Regions from separate parts of the Homo sapiens genome. Here region 2 is linked to region 1. A link is a contact called in ENCODE Hi-C or POLR2A ChIA-PET data. All regions are on one chromosome and are shown on one strand. Each heading gives the region's core, a stretch centred on a gene start or an enhancer-like site at or near the end of the contact. The rest is flanking DNA. Distances are from core to core; before and after follow the strand shown.

Evidence for each region. A loop is a pair of places that touch in the nucleus more often than their neighbours do. ChIA-PET counts read pairs that join two places held with the same protein, here RNA polymerase II (POLR2A). Pooled maps may share reads with other maps.
Region 2: a loop to region 1 is called in a pooled map, with 4 times the contacts of the local background. The contact joins the promoter of MED16 here to the promoter of CNN2 in region 1. A Hi-C loop is called at or near these places in 8 of 37 single-sample maps with no recorded cell type and 12 of 50 pooled maps. POLR2A ChIA-PET finds 5 or more read pairs at or near these places in 15 of 52 experiments (CD4-positive, alpha-beta T cell, CD4-positive, alpha-beta memory T cell, Caco-2 and 10 more).

What each region holds. Positions count from the first base shown.
Region 1 is chr19:1,025,064-1,028,094 of GRCh38, reverse strand. It overlaps CNN2 (calponin 2), which reads right to left and starts at 1,487. Exons shown (of 7, transcript NM_004368.4): 1 at 1,371-1,487. The coding sequence starts at 1,433. RefSeq lists a silencer at 1,200-1,839 and an enhancer at 1,830-2,561.
Region 2 is chr19:891,915-894,614 of GRCh38, reverse strand. MED16 (mediator complex subunit 16) reads left to right here and starts at 1,428. Exons shown (of 16, transcript NM_005481.3): 1 at 1,428-1,529. RNU6-9 (RNA, U6 small nuclear 9) reads right to left here and starts at 1,131; the gene lies at 1,025-1,131. RefSeq lists an enhancer at 1,151-1,300 and silencers at 1,441-1,710, 1,761-1,810.

The DNA of each region.
Region 1 (3,031 bases), core at 238-2,737:
GCTGTATGCAGGGTGCGGCAGGGTGCCCACCCCACTGCACGGGGGGCTCTATGAATGCAGGGTGCAGATGGCCCCTTGAAGGAGGAGTCGTGAGCCCCGGGCTGGGGACCCTGGCTCAGGCCTTGACCACCCCAAGCCTCAGCCTCCCTTTTTGGCCAAGAGCTGGTCTGAAGGCTTGCAGGGGCTCACAGCGGGGAAGCAGGAATTCTCCCTCCAGTCTGCCGGCCCTGGAGTGCCGCCGGGCAGGTGGCTGTTGGGGCTGGCAGGGCCGGTGCCCTCAGAGCGTGCAGAGGCAGTTTCCCCTGCAGAAGTCAGCTGTAAGGACACCTTCCCAGGTGCCCAGTGGGCGTCGGGGGAGGGGGTGGGCGGGGACGACACCCCCCTCCAGCTGGAAGGTCCTGGAGGGTCAGGTCCCGGTCCTGTCCGTGGGTCTCGCATCACAACCCCCGCCCCCCACTTTCCCTGGGAATCCTGTCCAGGACCCTGCTGTGTGACCCTGCAGAAGTGTCTGGTCCTCTCTGAGCTAGAACCACAAGTGCTCTCTTAAAAAGTGTCTCCCCTAGCCCTGGCTTGTTTTTAATTATAGAGATGGGGTTTCGCCATGTTGCCCAGACTGGTCTCGAACTCGCTGGGCTCAAGCCATCCACCCAGCTCCGCCCCCCAAAGTGCTGGGATTACGGGCGTGAGCCCCCGCGCCCTGCCGGGCCCCAGCTCTTCTTTCGAGGCTGCAAAACCCCACATATCTCAGGGCCACCTTCAGAGAACCTCTTTGTTATCCGTTTAAATTAGTCAGATGGGAGACAAAGACCGTGCAAAGCGGCTACCGCCCCTCCCCCCAAGACACCCCCAAGGTGTCCCAGAGGCCAGGAAATTCCTGTTTGTGGGGGGGTAACACTTCTCAAAAACCACTCGGCCATGCCCCTTCCCCTCCCAAAGCTAAGAGGCCCCAAAAGCAGAAGTGTGGCCAGGAGATGACGGGGTTGCTGGGGTCCCCCCCAGACCCCCAGAGCGTTGTCGGACCTTGAACGGACCTTCTCGAAGGTTGAGTGGGCGCCAGGGGCTTCACACGTGGGGGTCCTGGGGCCATGGCGAGGGGACGAAGTCAGACCCAACTACCCCTAGATGTTGGGGGGGGGAATGGGTCACTCGTCCCCCAGATCTCAGACCTGGGTGCTCCCCAAGATTCGCGGGAGCCTCAGGGGGTGCCCGCAGACATCCCCCCACCAGGCGTCAGGGAGAACAAGGGCCCGTCCGCCCCGGGTCTCCAAGCTCCCTGCCCGGGAGGTGCCGGGGGCGCCTGGGGGCTCCTGCACCGGTCGGAGCGTGCGACGGCCGCGCTGTCGGGGGGACAAGGGGCGCCCCTCACTCACCCGGTTCTTGACCTCGGCCGACAGCCCGTACGAGGGGCCCTTGTTGAACTGCGTGGAGCTCATGGCTGGCGGGCGGGCGGCGGGACGGGGCCGCACAGGACGGGACGGGACGGGACCGCCGGGCTGGCGCGGGGTTGGGACGCGCCGGGCTCCGCGCGCCACGCCCCCGCCGCTGATTGGCCCGGAGCGCAAATGTCCTTATAAGGCCTGGAGGCGCCGAATTCCTGCGGCCGCGGACTTCCTGAGCCCCCTCGGTCGCCCCCGGACCCCCGCCTGGGCACAGCACCCCCGTCACCAGAGGCCTGGAGGGGCCCCTCGCCCCCTTTGATGCCACGGGAAACTGAGGCAGGGAGGGGCCGAGGCCGCCGGGACGTGGCACTCCTGCGGGCTCTCTGCTCAGAGCTCGTGGGCGGCTCTCACTCTTTCTCCATCTCAGACTTCTCTTCTGCCAGAAAGGGGAGGGGAGAAGGCTACCTTTGGGGCAGGAATGAGGGCCCCTCTCTGCCACTTAGAGGCGTCTAACCCCTTCCCAGGGAACTCTACTAGCTGGGAGGTGGACCAGGGAACCAGGGCAGGTTCCTCAGAGAAGGGGCCATTGGAGCTGGGGCTTTGTTGGATGAGTAGGAGTTTGTCAGTCCAAAAGAGAATAGGATTCTTACTGGGTGCGGTAGCTTGCACCTGGAGTTCTAGCTACTTGGGAGGCTGAGGCCGAAGGGGGAGGATCCGTTGAGCCCAAGAGGTCGAAGCTGCAGTGAGTTATCATCACAACATGACGCTCCAGCCTGGGCAGCAGAGCAAGAGCCTCTCTCTAAAAATAAATAAATAAATAAAAATAAAAATCCGAGTGGCTCACGCCTGCAATCCCAGCACTTTGGAAGGCCGAGGCGGGCGGATCACTTGAGGTCAGGAGTTCCAGACCAGCTTGGCTAACATGGCGAAACTCCGTCTCTACTAAAAATACAAAAATTAGCCGGGCATGGGGGCACATGCCTGTAATTCCAGCTACTGAGGAGGCTGAGGTGGGAGGATCACTTGAAGCCAGGAGGCGGAGGTTGTAGTAAGTCGAGATCGCGCCACTGCACTCCAGCCTGGGCGACAGAGCAAGACTCCGTCTTAAAAAAAAAAACAAAAAAAAAAAACACAAAAAAACCCTAATAATAATAAATTATTAAAAAGTCTCCGGGACAGTCTCCTGCCAGGCAGTGCTGGCTCTCAGGAGACCTTAGCTCTGGCCCAGCCCATGCCCAGGAAGACAGAGCTGGCACAGACCAACCCCCAACCCGGATTCCCTGTATGAGCCAGCACAGGCGGAACCCCCCCACCCCGCCCACCCTGTTTCCCTATATGAGCAAGTACAGGACAGAATGAGAGGCTTGGGGCTGGAGGAACTGGAGGGAGAGTTGGGGCTCTGTCGGAGGAATCAAGGAAAGCTGCATGTAAGAGGAGGCAAGGGAGATGGGGTTTTGAAGCATCAATAGGAGTTTGACACATTTTATTTTATTTTATTTTATTTTATTTTATTTTATTTTATTTTATTTTATTTTTAGTAGAGATGGGGTTTCACCATGTTGGCCAGGCTGGTCTCGAACCCCTGACCTCAGGTGATCCACCCGCCTCAGCCTCCCAAAGTACTGTGATTACAGGCTTGAACCACTGCACCT
Region 2 (2,700 bases), core at 179-2,678, 130 kb after region 1:
ATGGGGATTTTCTGTAAGGTCACTGCGTGGCCCTCTTGGAGAACTGAACCCTGATCCAGAAAAAACACTCTGATATTTGGGCCATTGTTAACCTGTAATTTTAGAACAGTTTTATATTTGCAGAATTCTTGCAAAAATCATGCAGTGAGGCCGCGGTGGCTCACGCCTATAATCCCAGCACTTTGGGAGGCCGGGGTGGAAGGAGGGCTTGAGGCCTGGAGTTTGAAATCAGCCTGGGCAACATAGTGAGACCCCATCGCTATTAAAATTTTGAAAAAACAGGCTGGGCGCGGTGGCTCACGCCTGTAATCCCAGCACTTTGGGAGGCTGAGGCAGGCAGATCACCAGGTCAAGAGACTGAGACCATCCTGGCCAACATGGTGAAACTCCGTCTCTACTAAAAATACAAGAATTTGTTGGGCATGGTGGTGCGCGCCTGTAGTCCCAGCTACTCGGGAGGCTGAGGCAGGAGAATCGCTTGAGCCTGGAAGGCGGAGGTTGCAGTGAGCTGAGATCGCGCTACTGCACTCCAGCCTGGGCCACAGAGCGAGACCCTGTCTCAAAAAAAATAAAAATAAAAATAGAAGAGCACCACATCCATTGCATTAAACTGGCTTTTGGAGGAGGAGGTGGGAATAGGGTTGGAAGTAGGAATACTCAACGGGGTCGGTGACTTCGCTTACAGTTTCCCCACTCTTGGACATTAGAAAATGGAAGAAAGGCCGGGCGCGGTGGCTCACACCTGTAATCCCAGTACTCTGGGAGGCCGAGGCGGGCGGATCAGGAGGTCAGTAGATAGAGACCACCCTGGCCAACATGGCGAAACCCCGTCTCTACCAAAATACAAAAATTAGCCGGGCGTGGTGGCGCATGTTTATAATCCCAGCTACTCGGGAGGCTGAGGCAGGAGAATCGCTTCAACCCGGGAGGCGGAGGTTGCAACAAGCTAAGATCGCGCCATTGCATTCCAGCCTGGGCAACAGAGCAAGATTCCGTTTCTGGGAGGGAAAATGGAAAAAAAAAAAAAAATATGGAACGCTTCACGAATTTGCGTGTCATCCTTGCGCAGGGGCCATGCTAATCTTCTCTGTATCGTTCCAATTTTAGTATATGTGCTGCCGAAGCGAGCACGAATATTGAGTTCCACCACCAGCTATTTAAAGCCCCTGGAACAAATGTCTGTACACATAGGCCGACTTCTCTTAAATGACCTAGAGATTTAACCTCTATTTATATTAGCCCAATGTGTAATGCAACTAACGTAGTTATTGACTGGAGTTGAGAAAGTGCTCGTTGTTCTACCAAATATAGCTACGGTGGCTGCTGGGAATTACTGGAAATGGTCGTATGCAAATAGCCCCGGAGGCGGGGCAGAGCCTGAGCCGCACCGCCCTCCCAGAAGTCTTTGGGAGGCGGCCCCACGCCTCAGGCGACTGGTTGTTACCGAGGAAGATGGCGGCGCCAGACCCGAGGCGCTAGGGAAGATCGCACCGCGGACGCCCGCTGAGCTTGGCGCACGGGCCGACCAGGTGAGTGCGGGGCTGCGGGGGCCCGGCGAGGGCGGACGGACCCCTGACCGTGTCCACGGACCCGAGGGAACGCGGCGCAGCCGTGGCGGGGCCTGCGGGGTCGGGGGCGTGGCCGGGAGCAAAGGCTGCTGGGTAGGCGGCCTGGGGCGCGGGGCGCGGGGCGCGGGGCGCGGGGCGCGGGGCGCGGGGCGCGGGGCGCGGGGCTCGGGGCTCAGGGTTTGCGGCGGAAACCTGGGGGAGGCCTGAGGCCCGCGGGGCTGGGTTCGGGGCGGGGCCTAAGGAGAGTTTGGGGCGAGGCTGAAGGCGCTTGGTGGGACTTCGGGGGCGGGGCCTGGAGTGGGTTTGGGGTCGCCGGGGTGGAGCCTGGGGACTGGGGGGCTGTAGAGGCAGGGCCTGGAGACTGCGGGGTTATCGGTGCGGGGCCTGGAGAGGGAATAGGGTCCCTAGGGTGGAGACTGGGGACTGCGGAGTTATAGGGGTCTGGAGAGGGTAGGGGGTCCCTGGGATGGACCCTGGAGATTGGGGGTTATAGGGGCGGGGCCTGAAGAGGCTATGGGGTCCCTGGGATGAAGCCTCGTATTTGGGGGCAATAGGGGAAGGGCCTGGAGAGTACGTGGGGTCCCCGGGGTGGAGTCTGGGGACTGGGGAGTTTTAGGGGTTGGGCCTGGAGAGCTAAGGGCGTTGGAGGCTGGACCTGGAGAGTACATGGGACCCCTACGGTGAAGCCTGAGAATTTAGGGTGAGGCCGTGGGCTCAAGGGGTGAAATGAAGTGTGGGAAGCAAAGGGGGTCAGGGGTGGGGCTGAAAGACTTTTAGAGGCTTGTGGCGGAGCCTTGGGGGTCTGGGGCAGGCCCTGAAGAAGTAGGGAGCCGGGGTTAGGGTTTGAGGAGAACCTGGTTGCGGGTGATTCCAGGCTCCCTGGGCTTTTGCCTTTGCGAAGCGAAACAGCCCGTCTGGATGCCAGGCGCTTAGAAAGCCTCGAGGAGGTGCCCCCTCTGTTCCCTGTGACACTCAGCCCCCGCCTCGGCCACAGGTGTTCCCCAACACACTCAGCCCCGCCTCGGCCACAGGTGTTCCCCGTCACACTCAGCCCCGCCTCGGCCACAGGTGTTCCCCGTCACACTCAGCCCCCGGCTCGGCCACAGGTGTTCCCCATCACACTCAGCCCCGC